Regions from separate parts of the Homo sapiens genome. Here all the other regions are linked to region 1. A link is a loop called in an ENCODE intact Hi-C map of the cell type or tissue named here. Cell type or tissue: PC-9. All regions are shown on one strand.

Region 1 (8,000 bases):
GGCCTTGTGATTCACCTGCCTCGGCCTCCCAAAGTGCTGGGATTACAGGTGTGAGCCACCGTGCCCGGCCAGTACTTTACATACTTTAGCTCATTTATTTTCCACAGTTACACAGTGAGAGAATTAACATTTTCATCCCTGCATTACAGAAGGGAAAACTGAGGCATGCTGAGGTTATATAATTTACCCAAGATCAGAGTTGGTAAACGATAGAGCTGGAATTCAAACCGAGCAGGCTGGGCTGTTAACCACTGCACATACTACATCCTGAAGCTCAGAGAGATTATTGTGCACCCCCCATGTGGAATTACGCCTTCCTATCTCCTCACAGGAGGCTGCCAGAACTCCCTTCCCCTCCTATCATTATGACATGCGTCTGGGCTTCACCTTTTGCACATCTGAAAAGAGTTAAAAGAATTAGGAGACTTTTGAAAGAGATGGATGGTATAGTAAGGAAAGATACTGAAGCCAAAACAGGAAATAGAAAGTCAGTCATGTTTGGGTCAAAGTAAGAAGAGTTAGAGAGGGAAGAAGAGGACGAAATTCAGGATCTTATGGAGGGCTTGGAAAGCATGAGAACACGCCAGATAAAAGGAAACAAATAAAAAGGAAGATGTAAAATAATAAAGATGTCAATTGTTCCCAAATCAATTATACAATTTCAGCTGAAGTCTAACACAGCTTTTTTTTTTTTTTTTTTTTGGTTGGGTTTGGATTGTGTTTGGTTTTGTTCTGCTTTGTTTTGAACTAGACAATCTGATCTCAAAATTCCCTTGGAAGCACAAAGGGCCAAGAATAACTGAGAAACAATTTTGAAAAAGTACAAGGTGGAAGAACTTGCCCTACCAGATATCAAGATTTATTATCAAAATATTTAGAAAAGAAGACAATATAGTCTGCGCACAAGGATAAGTAAGGGAGCAGAATAAAGGGCCCAGTCACTGGCCTGCCCATGTTTGGAAAGAAGATGGGGCAGAGATGATGTTACACGCCAGTGGGGAAAGGGTATTCTATCTGATAAATGAGTGCTAGGAGCAACCTTTATCCATATGGAAAATAGTAGATTTCTACATCAGATCATTCCTGGGTGATCTTAAAAAAAAAAAAAAGCACAACTTTAAAACTTAAAAACTTAAAAAAAAAAGCACAACTTTAAAACAGAAGATGAAGACATAGAAAAATTCTTTGTAATTCTTTGTGACTTTAAGATGAAGAGTTCATTTAAAAACACTGAAAATAGAAACTTGGGGTAAGTTTAATTTTAAAAGTGGTAATGTGGACTAGTACATTAAAACTCACTTTTGTACAACAAAGGCCATGAGAACAAAGTGAAAACCAAGCCATAGACTGGAAGATAATATTTGCAATGAATACAATATGCAAAGCGATATCTCTAATTAATAAGAAAAAGACAACATATGGGGGAAAATGGACAAAACTATCAATTCACAGAAAAACTCCAGGTCAATAAAAATATAAAAAGATGCTTACTTTCACTATTAAAGAAGTACAAATCCAAACAACAATGAGATACCATTCACACCCACCAGATAGCAAAAGTGTATGTCAATGCCAAGTGTTGGGAAAGATGTTAAATCATGGAGTCTCATTCACTGCTAGTGGAACTGTAAGTTGATCCAAGTACTCCAGAGAGCAATTTGGCAACAACTAATGAAGATGATCATGTCCAGAAATTCCACTCCTAGGCATATAGTCAAGAAGACATGTATTAAGATATTCACTGCAGTACTGGAAACAGCTTAAATGTCCATCCACAAGAGAATAATTAAATTGTATTAGAGTTATACAATGGAATACAACACAGTATGTGTCAGCATAGATAAAAATCTCACAATTGTAATGCTAAGGGAGAAATGAATATTGCAGAAGATAGTGATACTACAGATATGATTATACACTATATAAAATTTAAAAGCTGGCATAATAATCCTTTGCAATGTCTGTGATACATAAAAAATGTAGTAAAAATAGTAAAAGTATAAAAACACATGTGAAGATGATTAACACTGATCTCAAAACAGTGCTTAGCTCTGGGAAATGAGGGAAGAAAATGGGATGAGGGAGGTGTACAGAGAGGAACTCAATTGTATCGCTGATATTTACTTTCTTTGAAGTAAAAAGACATGAAGCAAATAAGGCAATGTGTTAATATTTGCTAAAGCTGATGTGGCCATCATTAGCGCTACCCACCAAATATTTCTGGCTCTCTGCCTGCCAGGCCCATAGTAGGATTCTATGTCCTCACCCATTTTGAATCAGGAGCAGCCTAGAGATTTGCCTTGGCCAATGAAATGTGACTGGAATTGACTTGTGTTTCTGGCCTCTTGAGCCAATGCACAAAAACTTTGGCCAACATGGCAGCCCAGAGACAAAGCTTCTGTCCTCCCCAGTCCCTGAGCAAGCATGACACCCCCAGGCAACCCTAGGAGGATGGGAGGATGGGAGGGAGATGAGTGCTGTCAGCCGCTGAGGTTTGGGGGTTGTTTGTTACTACAAGTCTACCCTGGAGAATAGAGCTGGAAAATGGGTCCACTCCTATTCACTGTATCAGTCTCTGATTTTATCTACATGTTGAAATATTATCAAAAACATTGTAATACTTTTAAATTGGACTGGCTTTCTATCTCTTCGTTCACGAAAATTCTCTGTACTGGCCTGCGCAAGGCCCCTCTCTTAATTTATTAACTTTTGTGTTTTCAGAAAGTGCCTCTGACTTGGGATGGAAGCAATGTGGAGCTGTAGGAGCCTCCTGGTAAAAAGGATGAATGGCAGAAATCATTGATTAAGCCCAGATTTCTGGGTGAGCCCAGATTTCCTCCAGTGCTGTCTGCTAGCATTTCCCATCAATCTGGGGACAGAAACCCAATGAGAAAATCTTAGCTTTTCTCCAGAGAAATGTAAGCAAGAATTTTGATGAATGCAACTGCCGTTGATTCTTTGTATGGCTTTTAGAAAGATCACTTCACCCTTTTTCCCACTTCTCTGCAGTTCACCTCTGGGAGAAATGTCAAGAAAACTTTCCCACACCTCATGGCTTCCAGGTTCCTTTTTAGGGCTGCCTGCAAGGCCCACAGGGAATAAAAGGCCCAGCAGGAGGTGGAGGAGGGGCAGCATGGTGAGAGAAGGAAGAGAAACTCCGTTCTTGGCCAGTTGTGCTCCGTACTGTGCAGACACACAGGCAGCGCCTGGAAGTCACCGAGAAATGCAATGCCTTTGAGAAGTTCCGTGGAAAGAATGACATCATGACCAGTCACTCCCCCACCCCACCTTTTTTCCAGTGGGAGTGAGAAATAAATAGACTGACACATTTTCCAGTCAGGGAGCCATTCTGGACAGCAAGTTTACCTTGGCACAGGAGCTCAGGTGGGGCTGTGAGAAACCTTATCTGTGCTTGCCTGGTAAACAAGGAGCCTGCAATCTCCCCGGAGTCTTGGCCACTGAGCAGGTGACTGCGGGAGGCAGGTGAGCAGAGCAGGTGAGCAAGGTGAGCCTCGGGCCCAGGAGCACGCTGTGTTAGGTAAATATTGCCTTAACTTGATTGATGGACTCACTAACTGTCTGTTTGTTGCCAAGAGAAATGCCATCACCGCCAAATTCAAAGGTAAAATTCCTGTCCCTTAAATCAAGGGTTCTCAAACTGTAGTGCGTTACTAGGTCACCTGGGGAATGCCATTAAAATGCAGGTTCTGATTCAGCAGGTTGGGATGGCTGAGAAAATTGCCTTTCTAACAAGCGGCTGGTGATGCCGAGGGTGCTGGTCTGTGGACCACTCTCTGAATTTGCAAAGTCTTAATGCTCAGATGACTGTATGCATTTTACACGGTCAAAATAGTTACTGATTAAGGAGCACTGATGCAGGCTGCAGGTGTCGTACCAGATGTTTGCTATCATCTCTTGTAACTCTTCACACCAACTCTGCAAGGTGGGTGTTATTATCCCCGCCCCCTCCTTGGCTGGCAAGGAAATTGAAGCTAAGAGAGGTTAATTCATGCATTATATGTGTAATTTCCAAAAGATTTCATTGCTACCTTCCCTCCTTTCACAGTGATCTGAAATAACCCAAAGACAAAAGATAATAAACGCCTGTGGTAGAGACGGGTGTTGTCTGCTTGTGGTGATCGGCCCTCTTGGCACCTGGAAATGAGTAATTTCGTCCGTACATTGTCAGGGCCAAGCTCAGGAATTCAGAAATCCTGGTTATCTAGGTTTGGCCTAGGAGGTCCTCTCTTCAAAAGAGAGAGTAGCTCCAAAAGGTGGACAAGACTGGTTTTTCAGATCCCTCTGGTGCTGATGTGTTCGCCCCTAGGACACGCAGTTGGAGAAAGTTCTTGATACCAGGAGGAGTTGCTTTGATGTGTCAGCTTGGAAAGAATGCCTCGTAAGGGCCATTCAGGACTCCAGGAGAGCAACAAAAACAAAAAAGCCCCAGCTCGTGGAAACATCAAAGTGAAGGCAAATATAACCAGACTGACCCACCTGGAGGTATTTAAATACCTTGAAGAATGGTGGTGTGTCCTTGCAAAACCCAGGCAGCTTTCAGGTAGAAACTTGAGTCATGTCTGGATCATAAGGAGTGAGGTGGCCCCACTGGCTGTCCCTGGCCACTCATTATAATCAGGAAAAAGTGAGGACAATGTGAGACTCTCCCTTGGAGAGTCTGAAAACTTGGAAGACCTGAATTTTGGTGACCACTCAACAAGTCAGTCTGCTCCAGGGACCCATTAACATTGCAACCTCATTCCTAGTGGTGCCAAGATGCAGCCATGATTTGTACTGCAGTGTGGGGAGGCCAGATTTGGGCCCTCCTGGAAGTCCACAGCAATTCCGTCCCTGGAAAGTTGTTGCACAGAGGAAAATACAGCGCCACGTCCCAAGACAAACTGAAGGCCTCCAAAGAAGACATAAGTAATTTTGTTCTTTATATTTTACATCTTTACAGAAAGTATCCGAGTTTACAAAAACCACATAAAATAGAACAAAGTTTAAAAAATAGAATATAGAGGGAAAGGAAAAATAATAGATAACAGAGGACAAAGCCCAGTGTGGCTGCTACCTTATTGCTGTAAGGTCCTGTACACTTTCAAATCAAACTCTGACTTCCCAACCCACAAAGCAAAAGTTAAAGAAATGCACGTACAGCACTGCACCCATGATAAGAAAAACCAGGCAGCTGCTGCAGAGAAGCACATCTATTCCTGATGCTGAGGCTCCCCATGGGGCCTCATGAGAAAGAATTGGAAGACACAGTGGAAGGCCACCAAGAGCATCCCCAACAACAGCCCTACCATACACCATAGGGAGTTTTCTGGGATGGAGTTTCCTGGGATGGTTCCTATGACATCCCAGTGCAGGCTACTGGCCATGCCAATGCCTGGTCCAGTGAGAACAATTATGGGAGACTCCAGAATGACCTCTGCTGAGCTGGCTTACACCTAGGACAAAAATCAGAGCAAAGAAACTGCTTTGGGAATCCGAGGGGCCCTGCCTCTCTGGGAATCTGAATTCGGGCTTCTCCCCAGGTCTTGTGCCAGCTTTGCTCTTTGCTTTGGGAGGGGAGTCCCTAGGGTTTCCAGCAAAGCTGCCGTCATTGAAGACAGAGGCACAGCACATAGCCCATGCACAGGCCAGGCCCATGGTCTTCCCACTGAGACCTCTAGCCACAGAATAGTCTCCAGTCGAGCAGAGGCTGAGGAGAAAGAGGGACTAAGTGCTGGTCCTGGGTTCACCAGTCACTGACAGTGGGAACCTCAGAAAGCCAACTCCTCTCTGTGGGCCTTAGTTCTGTCGCCTGCGAAGTGGAGCAGACGAGCTAGCATCGGATCTGTCCTTTTCCTGAGGATTCTCATGGCTGCAGAGCTCTTCAGTGCATGGCAAGCTGAAGAGAGGCAATGAAGCAGGGCTGGAAGCGTTGGGGTCTGTGGAAGACATGAAATGTACCACCCAGATCCGCCTTCTACGGAGGGCCTTCTGCCCAGCTGCGGGTATGGAACCAGCAGCCTGCCTCCAGCTGTTTGTTCCTTCAAAGTCTGCCACAGCTGCAGAAAGCTGCCTCCCCCAAGATCATGCCCTCCCAAGATAGCCCATGCTGTGGATTGGGTGCAGCAGGGGAATAAAGGCCCAGGCACTTTGTCCCTGTGCAGATCACTCTGAACAGGTAATATTAGCTCCAAAGCTCCTCACAGAATTGGCCAACATTTGTTGAGCCTGCATTTCAGTTAGACTTCTTTTTCTACCCAAGCCCGCTTCTTCCTTCTTCTTTGCACAGGTGTTGCTCCCAAAACCTGTCTTGGCATCTGCTTCTGAAGAACCTAATCTGCAGCAGAGGCCAAGCACCCAAGCACAAAGACTTGCCTGGCCTATGACCTTTGGAACAAACACCTGAGCCACCGTGGACCCAAGAGCTAGAGAAACAACCAGCGTGGATGGTCTGACAGCACCGCTGGCCACAGCTGCTACTCAGTGGCCGTTCATCACATGGAAAAGGGACATGACCCTCTTCTCCCCAAACAGCCCCCTCTTGACTCTGTTCTTCCAGCGGATGATGCCAGTTTTCCAGCCACCCAAGCTCAAGATCTCCAAGCCTCTCCCAAGTTCCTTTCCCTTCTGCTCCTATATCCGAACAGTTACTAAGTTTTGAAGCTCCATCTTTGCATACACCACCTCCCTCATGGGCTACTGCAGCAACCCCATGAGGACCCCTCCCTCCTTACTATAAGATGCTCACCCCTGGTGCAGGTCCTGTCACTGTGATTCCTGCTCGCGCTCCCCACCATATGGGTCACTGCTCTGTGGAAGGAAGGAATGACATATTGGAGTCACACCTGTTTCCCCGAAGTCATTGGGAAGTGTTCGTTGCTGCTTGTTAGAAATACCCAAACACAAACAAAAGGTGGTAAAACAATGTGAATTCGATGAGAAGTTTCTGCTTCTGTTTGGATTGAGGTCAGTGTTATTTCCCTAGCGTAGACCCAGAAAACAGAGCACTTGTTCAACTGAGGAGATGCCCCTGGCATGTAAGTGAATGTGCTTGTGTGGACATGTGGAGGTCTCAAGAACAAAAGAAGAGCTGGGCAACTTGCTGGCACTTGATACCCAGGTGTTTCTTAATGTTCCTGTTGAAGAAATAGCTGTAAAATGCTGAAGGAAATGCCCGCTTCCCTGTGTACAGAAGGCAGGCTGCGAAGGTGGGGCACCATACATTCTAGTCCAAAGAGGACTAGTATGACCTCCCCATTAGGCCACACGAATCCCACAGCTGTGTGCGTGTAGCCAAGATGTCAGCAAGGTGAGACCCCACACAAATACTCCAAAATGTGCTGGAAAGAGGGAGGGATGGAATATCAACCATTCTATTTGGCATCATTCTCTGCTAAGAGAACAGGCTTGGCCTCTCTTTTTCAGAAACCAAGAAAGGGCTTTGCTGCCTTTGCTATGTTTTCCTGTTAATCAGCAACAAAATGAAATCATCAATTTGGGTTTCCCTACCCCTTCTTTTTACTGTTCTTCAAGTAGGCCCAATAGAGGATAATTTACTACTGCAATTTTGTGTCAAGGAAGCTGAGTGCTTGTTACAGTTGCACAATACTTACTGCGCCATAAGCGGAGGGCAGGAAATATCAGGCCCATTTTACAGAGAAACAAACTGAGCCCCAATAAGTGAAAGGAATTGGTGGTTCTCTTATTAAGAATGCCTGCAGCATCATATCTGGTGTGTAATCCATTTACTTTCTTCTTTTTAAATAGAGAAATTACTAAGCATTGTGGAGGCTTAGGGTCCTGGAGATGAAGGCAGTAAAATGAGACTAATGCTGGTGAGGGTGTATGAAGGGGCCCTCTCTAGGGTGGAAGTGGAAGCCAAGTGGGTCAGCACTTTTATTGGTACAACCTGCAACCATCCCAGATAAAATAATCAGGTGGCTAGGAGTGGGGAAGGTCCCCCCTACCCCTGGGAAGACTCAAACACACAGAACATTCTAGCT
Region 2 (8,000 bases), 230 kb after region 1:
GGGTGTCTTGCTCTGTTGCCCAGGCTGCAGTGCGGTGGCACGATCTGAGATCACTGCAACCTCCACCTCCCAGATTCAAGCAAGTCTCCTGTCTCAGCCTTCTGAGTAGCTGGGATTCCGGGCATGCACCATTACAACCAGCTAAGTTTGGTATTTTTAGTAAAGACAGGGTTTCACCATGTTGGCCAGACTGGTCTCGAACTCCTGGCCTCAGGTGATATGCAGGTCTCAGCCTCCTAGAGTGTTGGGATTATAGGTGTGAGCCACTGCACCTGACCCATTGTTTCTTGCCTTTGGAGATGACTGTGATGTCTGGAGTTGTTGACAACCATCTTGCGGCCATGAGGCAATAAACATAAAAATGTAAGGCCAATATGCTAAGGAAGGCAGGGCAGAAGGAGAGAAAGAACCTGAGTTGGCTGGGTGCTGTGGTTCATGCCTGTAATCCCAAATACTCAGGAAGCGAGAGGATTGCTTGGGGCTGGGAGTTCAAGACCAGTCTGGGCAGCATAGCAATACCCTGTCTCTAAGAAATTAAAAAAGCTTAGCCAGGAGGATCCCTGGGGCCCAGGCTGCAGTGAGCTATGATGAAATCATGCCACTGTACTCTAGCCTGGTCTCAAAAACAAACAAACAACAACAACAACAACAACAAAAACAAAAAGAAAAAAAAGAAATGAAAGAACCTGAGTCCTGGATGTCATTTTTAAGTTAGAGTTAATTCTGAGATTACCTATCTCTACACTTTGAGTTAAGTAACAATAAATGTTCTTGTGGTTTAAGCCACTGTTAGTTGCACTGTTAGTTGAGTTTGTGATAACTTACAGAGGAAGGTGTTCCTTACTGATACAGAGGGTTTGTATTGAGTAGTAGCAATAGGATAAAATTGTTTTTTTCTATGTTGGATGAGTGACTCATCACCAGGGTTCTAAACATACTTTCTGGTAGTTGTATCTTTTTAGCCTAAGTGAAATTTTGGTCCATCAATATATCAGTTAGGTTTTCACAAGAAACAAGTGACACCCTTGGCACAGAGGGATGATTAAAGAGAGTTGAAGGCTGACTACAAAGGTACAATCAGCGTTAAGGGAAATTAACAGAGGGCAATGAAGTACCCTGAGGCTAGACACAATAAGTTAGGCCATCACACACCCTGTGGGCCCTGCCTAAAGGGACAAGGCGGGGAGTGGGTCCCAGAATCCAGTGAGAGCTGGGCTCTAGACAAGGAGCTGTGGCCTTACGTGAAGTGTTGAAGCCACTGCCACCCTGCAGCCCCACAGGGAGGGAGCCAGGGGAATGCAGCCTTGAGCTGTTTCTCAGCCCACCCTGCAGAGTCCAGCCAGGGCCTCCCATTGGCTAAACCCTGCCAGAGGCAAAAGACCAGGAGTCAGGAGAGGAAAGCCGGACAAGTCAGCATAAAGATGGGGGTGGGGCCGGGCGAGGTGGCTCACACCTGTAATTCCACCAGTTTGGGAAGCTGAGGGGGGTGGATCACCGGAGGTCAGGAGTTCAAGACCAGCCTGACCAACATGGAGATACCCGGTCTCTACTGAAAATACAAAATTAGCCAGGTGTGGTTGGCACATGCATGTAATCCCAGTTGCTCGGGAGGATAAGGCAGGAGAATTGCTTGAACCCGGGAGGCCGAGGTTGTGGTGAGCTAGGATGGTGCCATTGCACTCCAGCCTGGGCAACAACAGCGAAACTCTGTCTCAACAACAACAACAAAAAAGATGGGGGTGGGGAACGGGGAAGGGGAGAGATGGAGCAAAAAGAGAATAATCAGAACTATTAATAATTAGACTCCACAGCTGTTTTGTGCTAATGTAAATTTGTCACTACTTCCAAGCTGTACCTTCTAGCACCAAAACTCCTCAGCTACCAAAGACATGGCTTACTCCATGTCTCAAGAAATTAAAACATTTCATTTCAAATGCCTTTTGAATTTCAGAATCTCGTTGGATGACTGGTGATATTAGGTAATGCTAAGTCTCATTCATAGAAATTTTTGCAAAGAGGGAATTGCAAAAGAAATTTTGCAATTCTTGCTTGCAAGCAATAAACTGTAGGCTATAATAAATGGGCCACTCTGGGCCTCCAGTTAAGTATCTGTGGCCTCTGCTGGCACTGGGCTGCATGTTGCTTGTATTCATTACCTTGGGAGAGACTTGCTCCGATTTTATTGGCGGCAATGTACTTGGCTCTTTTCTGAGGTCTGTTATTGAGCACAGATTTTCCCTTATTACTCTCACATTTTGAAGAGGAGTGAGCAATTACATGGGCATAGAAAGTACCCCAATAATGACAAAAGTACAATAAGAACTAGGACTTGAGATTTCCTGTATGTCATAGTGTGTCCCTGAGCATTACAGAGAGTGCCCTATTAAATGTGACCATTAAGTCAATGGCTCATGAGGTTCAGCAATTCATCAGCTGTGATGCTCTGTTACTGGGGTCAGGAAAGATTGAGAAACTTGTCCCTTTGGGACAGTAGAGCACAGATTAACACCACTTTTTAAGTGTTATATACTACAATGTAATAATAATAGAAATAAAGTGCACAATAAATGTAATGTGGTTGAATCATCCCGAAATCACCCCCTTCACCCTTCACCCCGTTCATGGAAAAACTGTCTTCCACGAAAGCAGTCCCTGGTGCCAAAAAGGTCGGGGACTACTTCTCTGGATGTCTTGATGAAATACATACATTTCAGACGCGGATAAACCCCACAAAAATTCAGGAGCTTGCTACATTGGTGATATTTTAAAATAATTATTTAAAAAACTGGGGGGGTAGTTTTAGACTTAGGAGAGATGTAAAGAGAGTACAGGGATTTTTCCATATATTCTTTACCTAGCTTCCCCTTATGTCAACATCTTGTGTAAGCATAGAACATGTATCAAAACAAAGAATGATCCTGGTACAATAGCATTATGTAAACTATACATCATTTTGGATGCTGAAGTGGTCCAATGATCTTGGGCACGTCAAGACATTTTCCCCAGAATGAAAAACATGTTACTACACCTTGCACCTCTGCCAAAAAGAAAGAAGCATGACACTTAGCAGATCTCTGAGTTTAGAAATCAGCATATTTTGCCCTTGGGAATTCTGTTCCTATCCCTTTAGCAGTTGACGTGGAAGGTGGCTACTGATCAGTAGCTCAGATCAAGAACGGGCTCAGGGCCAGGCGCGGTGGCTCAAGCCTCTAATCCCAGCACTTTGAGAGGCCAAGGTGGGTGGATAGCTTGAGCTCAGGAGTTCGAGACCAGCCTGGCAACATGTTGAAATCCTGTCTCTACAAAAAACACAAAATTAGCTGGGCATGGTGGCAGATGCCTGTAGTTCCAGTTAGTCTGGAGGCTGAGGTGGGAGGATTGCTTGAGTCCAGGAGGCAGGGGTTGTAGTGGGCCACAATCATGCCACTGCACTCCAGCCTAGGTGACAGAGCGAGACCCTGTCTCAAAAAAAAAAAAAAAAAAAAAAAAAGCAAAGAAAAGAAAAAAGAAAGAGCCCAGCACTGTCCTCTGTGGTTAGGGCGGTAAGGGCAACCTTGCCTCTTGGGCTGTATCACCGGACACACCTCACAATGCTAGAGCTCTCTGCAATGGAGCTGCAAAGGCTATGAGGAACCTCCGGCAAGCCCCCAAAGAACCACAGTAGAGCCCTTGAAGGTTCTGGAGCATAGCCAGGCCAACTCTTAACAACAACAAAAAAGAATTGGGAGATCTTTTATTCCAGTAATCTTATTTTAAAGGTAAAAAGGAGGCCTAAAGTCATAGGCATAATTGGCAGAATTGACTTTTGTTCTGGTGTTTCTCTCTGTAGTCATTCTTCACTTTCTGATGCAATTTTAGCACATCTTAAATATTAAAATGTTTTGGAACAAACTTAGAGAAATTATGAAGCTAATTTAGGAAAAGAGCACAAGAATCTTTGATTTACAGGCAATTTGGGGATATAATTTAGCTATATTGAAGCTATGCAGCCAACATGTAGATGGTCATTATTATTACACCATAAATTTTGTGAGGTCAGGAACCTTGTAATTTTAAAAATATTCACTCTGTGCTTTGTTGAATAAACGGATAAAACGTATAGACATACATGAACTACTGATGAGTGGCTGTGTGTGATGTGTAGCTATGTTTATTATTTTTAAGATTCTTATTGTATTTGTTGAAGGCCAAGTTGAGGAGGGAATTGCTTAAGGGAAATGAAAAGGGGTTTAACCACAGTCCCCACCATTCAGGGGCATGCAATCTAGTAGGTTAGGGGACAGGACAGACACACCATGATAGGTGATCGAGACCTTTTAAGAGCAGTGTGATGAAATTGCTATGGGAACTGGGAGGAAACATTTTCTAGGACTGGGGAAACACTGAGTGTGCTAGAAAAACTTTGTGCTCCTGATCAGGGAACCTGGGTTCTATAACTGCTTCTACTACTGATTTGTCCTGTGACTTCGCGCACCAAATTTAGGCTTGTAAATTAAACTCCCAGATTTCTGTTTTCCATTTTGCAGCTCTAGGGGTTGAATGAACCATTAGGTTCCCTCGGACAAATGACCTCCGCTAATTTCCTATTTCGTTGTTTTCTCACCCCTACACCCCACCGTTCCGTGGGTCCCTCCTCTCCAGGAGGCCAGACGAGGAAATAAGCGAGGCCTCTTTAAAGGAGCTCTCAAAGAAAGGTACCCGGGGTATCCCGGGCTGTGGAGCAAGCGCGGGGCGCCGGGGACCCGGGTTTCCCACGCAGCCGGGGACGCCGTTGCGTCACGGCGCCTGCAGCCAATCAGGACGTAGCCTTCCGGGACGCATTACTAGGGCGACGGCCGGACGCCTCCGCGTTACGGGATGAATTAACGGCGGGTTCCGCACGGAGGTTGTGACCCCTACGGAGCCCCAGCTTGCCCACGCACCCCACTCGGCGTCGCGCGGCGTGCCCTGCTTGTCACAGGTGGGAGGCTGGAACTATCAGGTGGGGTTACGGCGCGAGGAAAATGGCGGCGGCCGGGGGATCTCAGAGGTGCAGGAAGGGGAGCTGCAGCCCGGGCTTTTCCTCCTGAGCCATGGACCTTCCCCGGGCCGCGACCTCGGGTAACGGCCACTGGCCTGGCATTTGGGGTCCCGGTGCAGGTGGCGGTAGCGTCGCTGGCTCAGGTGGAAGGAGGCGCGGGGAAGCGACTCCTGGAGGCTGGCTGAGGCGTCAGGTGCTGAGGGGCCGCGCGAGCGGCGAGGGCGAGGTAGCCGCGGGGCGAAGAGGGTCCCGTCGGTGTTTACGCTAGGAGCGTCAAAACCTTCCTCCTGCGACCTCAGCGGGTCTGGGAGCTGCACTGTCCCGGAACGCAACCTGAGGTCTGACCCTGTTAAATCCCATGCACTAAAACGTCTCAAGTGGTCACCACGTGCGGGGCTTCGACGAGAGCCGTGGAGAGCAGGGGCTGGGGTTGTCTTCCCTGCGAGTCCTGCAGGCGCCAAAGGCCTGCCTGTAGGTGCCAGAGTGGCAGTGCCGCGAAAAGAAAGGTAGGCCCTAGCCAGGGCGGATGCCAAACCTGATCTTTAAGGTGTATCGTAGCTTCTAATTGCCCATTTGAAGAAAAGAAGTTGAAAGATAAGGCACTTAGATGTGGTTGTGGAGATGTTTTGCTTTCTTGTACTTCCCTGGTTCAGGTGGCTTCCCTGGAAATACTGCATCTGCCTTTAAAGTTCATTAACTGTGTTTCTTGTGTACATGGCAGTAGATGAGATTAGGGATTGAAGTCACTTTAAGTCCAAGAAAAGTATTGAAGATATGTGTTGAAGGCATTACCAAGATGAAATATTTATTCATATCATTAACTTATTTGTTCAAAGAAACGTCATCTCATGAAGTATAACTACGTGGGTTAGTTTTCAAAAAACTGACTTGATGAAAGCCCTTTTTGTAAAACATATTTTTTGAGAGTAAGTAAAAATACATCATCACTTTTTCGTTTAGGTTTCTGTTGCACATTGTACTTTGATATGCTTGATATGACAGATAAGCATAATGTTAACTGACTTTTGTTTTTGGTAGTAGGCTTGATTTTATGGAGTAGTACCTTGTTCTGTAACTGAGAAAAACGTAATAGCGCTTGTGTTTCAGTCATCAATAGCTGCAATCTCTGGAGTGCCAACTATGTGTCAGTTTCTGTGAAAGCTAGGCTTCTCCTACTTTTTAATTTGAACACATGGTCGTCTGCATCTGCCCCCACCAGGTCTTTAGGCTGGCTGTTGCTGACAACCAGGAGGAAGCAATGGGGAAAACCCAAAAGATTCTTCCAAACTGGATCCATGGAGATTTGGTCAGTTTGTCCTGGGGTTGAGGTTATGGGTGGATTCTAGTCCAAACTCTGCCACTTAAAAATATCTTAGGGTAATCATACAACTTCACTATTGGTGTCTTATCTCTAAAGTGAGTATTTCTTATTCAAACAATCTCATTGCACTGTTGGGAGGAAAAAGAAAAGACAGTATGTGTGAAAGGGCTTTAAAAAGTTAAAAAAACAGTGAAAATATTTGAAATTTATTCCTCTGCATTCATGTACTCTGCCAGGCACTGAATCCGGGGACTTATATGTGCCAACTCAGTCATCTAGCATCACTGTGAGGCGGATACATTTATTATCTTTATTTTGCAGATGAGGAAACTGAAGCACATTGAAGTTTAAGTAATTTGTCCATATCACACAATTAGCATTGTGTTTCCAGCCTGTGTTCTTACTGTCTTACTACCACCATGCCTACTATCTTCCTATGACATACAGATGTGTTATGTATTAAGGGGAAACATTAATTCATGTACAAATTTTTCATTTTTAATATATATATTTTTCTTTTTCAAAGGCTCTAGCAATGTCCTAGAATGAACACATATTTCAAGCCAGTAGTTTTGTTTGTGATCTTGTGTAAATAATAATCATGGTTTATTCCATTGGCGTCCAATAGTGATTTGTGTGGTAACAATTACATTTACTTTGGTTAAGTGGTATATTCTTCTTACTTGTGTTGCCCATTAATTAAAAAGTTATTTTGAAACAGAGTTATGACTAATTTCTTTTTTTTTTTTTTTTGAGAGGGAGGTTCGCTCTTGTTGCCAGGGCTGGAGTGCAATGGCACGATCTCGGCTCACCACAGCCTCTGCCTCCCGGGTTCAAGCGATTCTCCTGCCTCAGCCTCCTGAGTAGCTGGGATTACAGACATGTGCCACTACGCCTGGCTAATTTTGTATTGTTAGTAGAGACGGGGTTTCTCTGTGTTGGTCAGGCTAGTCTTGAGCTCCCGACCTCAGGTGATCCGCCTGCCTCAGCCTCCCAAAGTGTTGGGATTACAGGTGTGAGCCACTGTGCCTGGCTAGTTATGACTAATTTCTATCAGGAAGCACAAATCAATAATTGGGATTTTTGTTTTTATTACATTTTTTAAAAGAATAATTTGCTGGGGGACTTTTAAAAGAAAACTGATTTTAGTTAAGCTTGTTGTTTTGATATACTTGTGCTAATTTTTCCAGTCTTTATTTATTAATAAAATAGGATGAGTAAAAGTGGCTAGGACATTTATTGTTTCATTGAACCTTTATGGAATAGCCCTGCCAAGTCTTTAGGATGTAAACATTAACTCCTGACCCTACCCTTGAGGAGTTCAGGGAGAAGTCCCAGGTCCAGAAGTTTGTAGACAGTTGAGACAAATAAATAAATGATTAACTAATAAAGCATGATAAGGACTCAAATATAATTGTGGGTACAGAGACCTGTGAGAGCACATAAAAGGGAACAGTTACTTCTTCTGGGATGGGCCTGGCCAGAAGAGGAAGGGAGCTAACTGGAGGATAAAGGCGTAGGGAGAAACAGAGCAAAGCTAGGACAAGTGAGAGCTCATGGTGTCCAGGGGTCAGACCACAGTATTACAGGTGTTGCTGGGAGAGAAGCCAGGAAAGGTTAGAGCCAGGTTGTGAACTCTTAGCTAAGAGAGTGGGAACT
Region 3 (8,000 bases), 290 kb after region 1:
TTGATTCCATGTGTTTGCTATTGTGAATAGCTGCAGTGAACATACACATGCATGTGTCTTTATGATAGAAGAATTTATACTTCTTTGGGTATATATCCAGTAAGGGGTCTGTGGGTTTTTAGGTCTTTGCAGAATTGCCACACTGTTTAACACAATGGTTGAACTAATTTACACTCCCACCAGTAGCATATAAGCATTCATTTTTCTCTGCAACCTCGTCAGCACCTGTTATTTTTTCTTTTTAGTAATAGCCATTCTGACTGGTGTGAAATGGTATCTAATTGTGGTTTTGATTTGCATTTCTGTAATGATCAGTGATGTTCAGCTTTTTCCTCATATGCTCGTTGGCCACATGTATGTCTTCTTTTGAAAAGTGTCTGTTCATGTCTTTTGCGCACTTTTTAATGGGTTTTTCTCTTGTAAGTTTAAGTTTTTTATAGATGCTGGATATTAGACCTTTGTTAGATGCATAGTTTGAAAAAATTTTTTCCCTTTCCGTTAGTTGTCTGTTCACTCTGTTGATAATTTCTTTTGCTGTGCAAAAGTTTTTAGTTTTCTGAAATCTCGTTTGTCAGTTCTTGCTTTCGTTGCAGTTACTTTTGGTATCTTTGTCATGAAATCTTTGCCAGTTCCTATGTCCAGAATAGTATTGCCTTCCGGGTTTTTATAGTTTTGAGTTTTATATTTAAGTCTCTAATCCATCTTGAGATGATTTTTTGTATATCGTGTAAGGAAGGGGTCCAGTTTCAGTCTTCTTCTAGAACCATTTATTGAATAGGGAGTCCTTTCCCCATTGCTTGTTTTTGTCAGCTTTGTTGAAGATCAGATAGTTGTAGGCGTGATGCCTTATTTCTGGGTTCTCTATTCTGTTCCATTGGTCTATGTGTCTGTTTTTGTACCAGTACCATGCTGTTTTGGTTACTGTAGCCCTGTAATATAGTTTTAAGTTGGGTAGCATGATGTTTCTAACTTTGTTCTTTTTGCTTAGGATTGCCTAAGCAAAAAGTGAAGAGCTCTTTGGGCTCTTTTTTGGTTCCATATGATTTTTAAAATAGTTTTTTTCTAGTTCTGTGAAGAATGTCATTGGTTGTTTAATAGGAATAGCATTGAATCTATAAATTACTTTGTGTAGTATGGCCATTTTAATGATATTGATTCTTTCTATCCATGAGCATGAAATGTTTTTCCATTTGTTTGTGTCATCTCTGATTTCTTTGAGCAGTGTTTTGTAGTTCTCCTTGTAGAAATCTTTTCACCTTACTGATTAACTGTATTCCTAGTTATTTTATTCTTTTTGTGGCAATTGTGAATGGGATTGGGTTTTTGATTTGGCTTTCAGCTTGACTATTGTTGGTATATAGGAATATTAGTGATTTTTATACATTGATTTTGTATCCTGAGACTTTGCTAAAGTTGTTTATCAGCTTAAGGAGTTTTTGGGCCAAGACTTTGGGTTTTCTAGATATAGGTTCATGTCATCTGCAAACAGGGATAGTTTGACTTCCTCTCTTCCTATTTGGATGCTCTTTATTTCTTTCTCTTGCCTGATTGTTCAGCCAGGATTTCCAATTCTATGTTGAATAGGAGTAGTGAGAGAGCATCTTTGTTTTGTGCCAGTTATCAAGGGGAATGCCTTCACTTTCGTCCATTCAGTATGATATTGGCTGTGGTTTTTGTCATAGATGGTTCTTATTATTTTGAGGTATGTTCCTTAAAAGCCCAGTTATTGAGAGTTTTCAACATGAATGGGGTGTTGAATAGTATAGCTGTCCAGTGGGAATATATTTTGTTTCTAAATTCACCATGTGTTGTCTCCATATTTCAGGATTAGGTCAAAGCAGAATACTTTTTTTTTTTCTTTTTAAGGCAGAGTCTCATTGTCTCCCCCAGGCTGGAGTGCAGTGGCCTGATCACTGCAACCTCTGCCTCCTGGGTTCAAATGATTCTCCTGCCTCAGCTTCCCAAGTAGCTGGGACTACAGATGCATGCCACCATGCCTGGCTAATTTTTGTATTTTTAGTAGAGTGGGGTTTTGCATGTTGGTCAGGCTGGTCTCAAACTCCTGACCTCGAATGATCCACCCGCCTTGGCCTTTCAAAGTGCTGGGATTCCAGGCATAAGCCACGACGCCCAACAAAGCAGAGTGCTATATGACAGATAAAATCAGTGTCATCAGCTGATGTGGAAGCCAAATGTGGCAGGGAGAGCAGGAATTTTATTAGCACATGGTCAAGAAGCCAAGTACAGATTAGGATTTGTGCCAGGTTCACCTGGACACTCTATTCTTGACTCAAACAGATGGTTTGTTTAGTAGCAAGGATTTTGGTGATAACAACTTTCAGAGAGTCTTCCTTTTGTGCCATCCTCTCAGAATTTGGACCGAATGCCTTCTCTATCTAATGTATAGTTGTCACCCTGAAATCTCCCTTTCAGGATCATCCTTCTTGACCTCTCATCTATGATGATCTCTTACTTGCTGTATTTCAGATCTCCCTTAGTCTTTGTTTACTTCTTTTAGTGGAGCCCATTTTCCAGTAGCTTCTTTTTAAAAGATTGTATGGGAAGTCACTTTTACACCTGGCATGTCTGACAGTGTTTTTCTACCAACTACTCTAACACTTGCTACAGGGACGGGTTGGAAATAATTTTCTTTAGAATCTTAAAGTTTTTGTTCTGTTTTTGTCTTGCTCCTGGTATTGGCTGCTGAGATGTTCAAAGCTGGTCTAATTTTTAATCCTTTGTATGTAACCTGTTTTTTCCTTTCTAGAAGGTTTGTGGAACGTTCTTTGTCTCCACTCTTCTGTAAGTTACAGTGGTATTCCTTGGTGAACATCTGTTTTCATCCATTATCTTTGCTATTAGTAGGCTCTGTTAATGTGGAATGTCATTTTCTCCGGTTCCGGGGAATTTTTTTGAGATTGTTGTTGCTGATTTCCCCCTCTCCAATTTCTCACAACTCTTTTTGGCCCTTGTATTACTGGCATATGGGACCTCGTGTCTTGGCCCTTTCATATATTCTTTCTGCTTTCCATCTCTTTATCTTCTGCTGGGCTTTTTGGGAGATTTTTTCTCAACTTTATTTTCTAACTCTTTGGTCGTGTATAATTTTTGCTAATCATTTTTGCTGTTTTAAACTTTCAGTAGCTCTTTTATTCTCTGGATATTTCCTTTCTTCATTTTATTTTCCCACAAGAACATGTTATTGTTTCCTGATTGCAGTATTTATTGTCTTTTTGAAAATGTTAAAGATAGTTTTCTTTGAAGTTTTCTTTTCCCCTGAATAGTTTATTTCCTTCAAGTATACTTTTTTTTCTGTTTAATTTAGTCTCTAATGTCATGTTAGAGTGTTTGCTCAGAAGTCTCATTATCTGTTCCTAATAAAAAATGGGTGATTTAGAAAGCCAGTAGAGGCTTGCACGTAGGTGAGGCTTGTGAACTTTGGGCTTTACTGAGGGGTGATTTATGTGGGCTGTTTATTAGGGAATCCCTCAATGTTTCTGTATTTTCGAACTCCTGACCTCAAGTGATCTGACCGCCTCGGCCTCCCAAAGTGCTAGGATTACAGGCATGAGTCACCGCGCCTGGCCTGTTTCTGTATTTTTGTCTTTCCTCATAGCCTGGTCAGACATCCCAGAGAGTACACTCCTGTCTTCTGCCTAGGACTGTGCTGTTCAATACTGTGGCCACTACCCACATGTAGCTATTTAAATTGAAATATAATTAAGTTAAAAATTCATTTCTTCAATGGCACTAGCCACATTTCAGATGCTCAATAGCTACATGTAGCTAATGGCTGCAGTTTTGGACAGCATAACTAGGGAACATTTCCATCATTGCAGAATATTCTATAGGACAACTGGCATAGGACCAAAGATCTTGTTGCCAGCCATCTGAGAGCTCATCCAGGGAAGATGGTCTGAGGTTTTAGCATTCAGGATTCAGCATGTATATGGTCACTTAATCCCACTGTTCTTAGAGTGGTGACCATGCCCTAAACTGTGCATTTCCTAATTGGGAAACTCTGTTTTACCTTCTCTAGAGAATAGACATGCAAGTTTATGCTGCGGTAGGAGAGGGACAGTTACCCAGAGGTGCAGAGAGAGAAGGGAATCTAGGAATCCACCTGCCCCTCACTCATTACCTAATCCTCTTTATTTTGGCAAACTGCCATTCATCTCCATTTGCATCCAGCAGTACCTGATGCTTCCGCCTCCTAGGCCTTAGGAGGATTCTGTGGGTTTGTTTTCAACTTTTTCCTCTGCTGGCTTACACTTTGTCTTTGCAGGTCAGCCAGGATAGTCAACATTTGGCTTTCTGCTTTCCAGCTTTTAAAATGTTGTTCTTTTTTTGGTTATTCTTTGTAGGTGTGGGATTTTTAGTGTGTTTTTTGAGAGAGCACAATTAGATATTTCATCTTAATATGAAACTCTTCAGACCTTTTTAGTTTTGTTTTTAGTTTTTTGGAATTCTTATTTTATTTCATGACACATTTGTTTTTATCAAAATTAATAAATTTATGTAAGCAAAAATAGAAAAAATTAACCACTGTATAATGTATATATAAAAGGTTATCATATTCTAGATAATGCTTTGTAACTCCTCATTTTCCTTATGTTGATATTGTTCTGCTGGATGTCTTCTCTTTGCCCTCTGGACACGCTCTCCATTCTTTTCTTTTGTCTGCCTCAAGAGACCCAGGGGGCACACTTTTCTCTTATTTCCAGTTGGGTGAGGTCAAGGGGAAGGAAGCCCTCGAAGGAGATAAAAGGGTGGATGGAGATTAAGGAGAGGATATTTATCTCCAGATAGCCTCTTTGTGGCATAATCTTGAGTTTACTATGCCCCTCTGTTGAAATCAGACCTATTAATACACCTAGAAATACATGTACTCACATACACAAATATACATAGATGTACACATTTTTAAAAAATTTGGCTTAAGGCAAAAATGGGATCATGCCATCTATTATATTTTGCAATCGGTTTTATTTACTGAATGTCAAGGATACCCAGTCATATCAGATGATGTGAGTTTCCTTATTCTCTTGAATGCCTGCTTAGTATTTCATAATAAATGTTAAAATAAATGTTCCCCCTTCTCTTATTGGTAGGCTTTATTATTGCCCACTGTTTATTATTACAAATTATACTTACATGAACAATGTTGTATCCATTTCTCTGTGTACTCCTATAAATATTTCTGCGTGATAGAGTTCTTGAAATATAATTATTAATTAAAAATGCACATTTCTGTCTTGACAAGTACTGCCTTATTACTAACTTAAAGGGTGGTACTTAATTTACAGTCTTAGTAGCAGGATAGAAAAATACATTTGTATCTATAGCCCTGCTAATGTTAAATATTGTGAATATTTTCAGTTTTTCTAATGAGATAGAAGGAAAATGGTACTTTAATTTATATTTTACTGATTACTAATGAACATATTTCACAAAAGATGTGTTAGGGTTTTTCACTGGAAAATTTGTTGAATCTAAACTGAGTTTAGATTAATTATTAATGTGTAGTTATATATAAATATACTGTTTGCTACATTTAACTATATGTATTTAAATATATAAATATCAATAAATATATGTATATATAAGTCAGCACAAGTTAATTTTCATTTTCCTGCATTTTTGGAAAAAATGGGGAATTTCTAGGGTTCCCTAGTTACTAGAGTAAAAAATGCAAGAAGTGCAACTTTAGTATAATGTAGTTGAGTGGTTTTGTGTGTACTTTATTGACCCCTAGTCTCATGAATGAATGAGTTTGCATTTGCTTAAACAATATGCTTAATTCATTATATGCTTTTATTATTCATTATTTACTTTTTGGCCTTTAAACTCTCTGCAGTTTTGGATTCTTTTCTCTGTGAAAAGAAAATATCTTGGGCCCCCCAAATCACTAAGCTAAAGGAAGAGGTCAAGCTGGGAACTGCTTAGAGCAAACCTGCTTCCCATTCTATTCGTAGTCACCCCTCTGCTAACTGAGATAAATACATATCTGCTTGCCTTCTGTGGAGGGGCTAATCAGAAACTCAAAAGAATGCAACCATTTGTCTCTTATCTACCTATGACCTGGAAGCCCCCTCCCTGCTTCGAGTTGTCCCGCCTTTCCAGATAGAACCAAATGTTCATCTTACATGTGTTGATTGATGTCTCATGTCTCTCTAAAATGTATAAAACCAAACTGTGGTCTGACCACCTTGGGCACGTGCCTTCAGGACCTCCTGAGGCTGTGTCACGGGTGCCTGTTCTCAACCTTGGTAAAATAAACTTTCTAAATTAACTGAGACCTGTCTCAAATTTTGGGGGCTCACAACTGCATTTTCTGAGAATCTCCTTGGTTATAGGTTCTCTTAGCTCTCTCAATATAAACAGTGTCAGGGACTCGTTAATGGAACTAAATCTTTCATTCCTTTACTTGTAAGTACTACTGATAAATCAGCAACTTGCTTTTGAGGCTTTTGTTTGGATGAGGTGAGAATGTAAAGTGCCTATTTTAGGACATACTTGACATTGTCAAGGGACATAACAAGGTCCTTTTGAACCTTCACATTTACAAATCTATTGTAGCATATCACTTCCCCCAAGAAGTGCTTATGAAGTAAGTAGAACAGAATAAAGGCTTTTTGAGATTAGGATACTAGACAGTTGGCCAGAGTCATTAATTACTACCTAAATGGTTTGTTTTTTGACATCAGCCTTGCAGTGTTCACAATTCAGTTTTGAGTTTCAGCAGATTACTTCCATGTTATGACCTTTGGATTATTCATGAATAGTTGAATCTCTAGATGTTAAATATGTAAATACCAAGAGCCCTCTGTAAAGTTCCTGATAGGTATTCGGTGGTCAAAAGGTAGCCTATATTTAGAATTTCTGTGTTAGTAGAGGCCCCAGAGAGGTTTTCCCCTAACCTCCTAACTTTATAAGTGAGGTGTCCAGGTTAAGTAATGTGGTTGTGATCCTCTGGCTGTTGAGTGTTGGAGCTGCATCACAGACCTCTGTGATACCAGCGTCTGTCAGTCCTGGGATTTTTGCCAACAAGTCCCATGCACTCTCTGTTTGGATCCAGAGCAGGCTCTTAACAAAATCAATCTGTATACTGATTGAGTTCATGTTTATATACATTTCACTTTTGAAACGTTTATATACATTTCACTTTTAACATTTATCCTAAAACATGACTCATATGCCTTAGATATTTTTCCTCCACCCCTAGTGACCTGGCAAATGTGGTTTTCTTGGCCATCCTGGCCTGGGTGTGTGTACTTTCTCCCTCAGGCCTATGTTGTTGTAACCCCCGCTCCCCCACTGCCCCCATTGTATACCTATACCTCAGTAATATGAGTTTAAAAAGTTTTCTGATTAAGCCATGCTGTTTCAAATTTCTGTGACTCTGTAGGTTATTGCCTGGAGTATTCTCTCCCCTCCCACAACCACTTTTCCTCCAAGAGTCTAAAGCCTTCTTTAATCCCTGTTAGCAGAGTTCATCTTGTCTACTTTGATCTACCCTTAACACCTGTTGCATACCTCCTATCCCTCTATTACAGCATGTATCACAGTGAATTGCAATCATTTATTTTCGTACTTAGCTTCCCCATTAGACTCTGAGAGTAACGCTAGTTGCTAACACTTGACTTGTTATGTGAATAAAATAACTAAGGAGATTCTATGAAAATGTTTCCTTCCTGAGCAAGGAACTATAGGTATCCTTAATGGAGTCCATTAATCTTTGTCAGGGAGTGTCCTCCCACACTGTCATATGTTAACTTAAAGAATAACGTACACAGTTATTAGTGAGGTTATTAAGATTGTTGTTAATTCGCTGAAAGGAAAGTGGTCATTTGGAAAAACTTGTTAGGTTACACTTGAAGTAGGCATAGTTTTTCAGGATTATCTACAGTTCACTTCTCTATCTCTGTTATTTGTCAATAAAATGTTATATGCCCTTTTAAAACTGCACTTAGTTTTCAAATGTCTTTTTAAAAACAGTA

The links. Peaks named below come from ENCODE experiments on the same cell type or tissue, not always from the same donor. Only the 100,000 strongest peaks of a DNase experiment are listed, where the experiment ranks them.
Region 2: a loop joins it to region 1, with 8 times the contacts of the local background. A loop is called at or near these places in 12 of 110 quality-filtered maps.
Region 3: a loop joins it to region 1, with 3 times the contacts of the local background. A loop is called at or near these places in 2 of 110 quality-filtered maps.

Annotation. Positions count from the first base shown.
Region 1 is chr2:30,214,611-30,222,610 of GRCh38, forward strand. No RefSeq gene overlaps it. Among named protein-coding and RNA genes, the nearest start is that of LBH, 13 kb to the right of the region's middle. RefSeq lists an enhancer at 3,331-4,530. In PC-9, no CTCF peak of the experiment used is centred here; DNase peaks (open chromatin) are centred at 3,461 and 4,371; H3K4me3 peaks cover 757 bases; H3K27ac peaks cover 2,983 bases.
Region 2 is chr2:30,442,424-30,450,423 of GRCh38, forward strand. It overlaps LCLAT1 (lysocardiolipin acyltransferase 1), which reads left to right and starts at 4,823. Exons shown (of 6, transcript NM_001002257.3): 1 at 4,823-4,960. RefSeq lists enhancers at 835-1,335, 4,513-5,250, 4,554-4,623, 4,664-4,723, 4,934-5,053 and 1 more. In PC-9, no CTCF peak of the experiment used is centred here; a DNase peak (open chromatin) is centred at 4,798; H3K4me3 peaks cover 2,622 bases; H3K27ac peaks cover 1,233 bases.
Region 3 is chr2:30,507,728-30,515,727 of GRCh38, forward strand. All of the region lies in intron 1 of LCLAT1 (lysocardiolipin acyltransferase 1), which reads left to right. Among named protein-coding and RNA genes, the nearest start is that of LCLAT1, 64 kb to the left of the region's middle. In PC-9, no CTCF peak of the experiment used is centred here; DNase peaks (open chromatin) are centred at 3,554, 4,964 and 7,254; H3K4me3 peaks cover 365 bases; H3K27ac peaks cover 2,772 bases.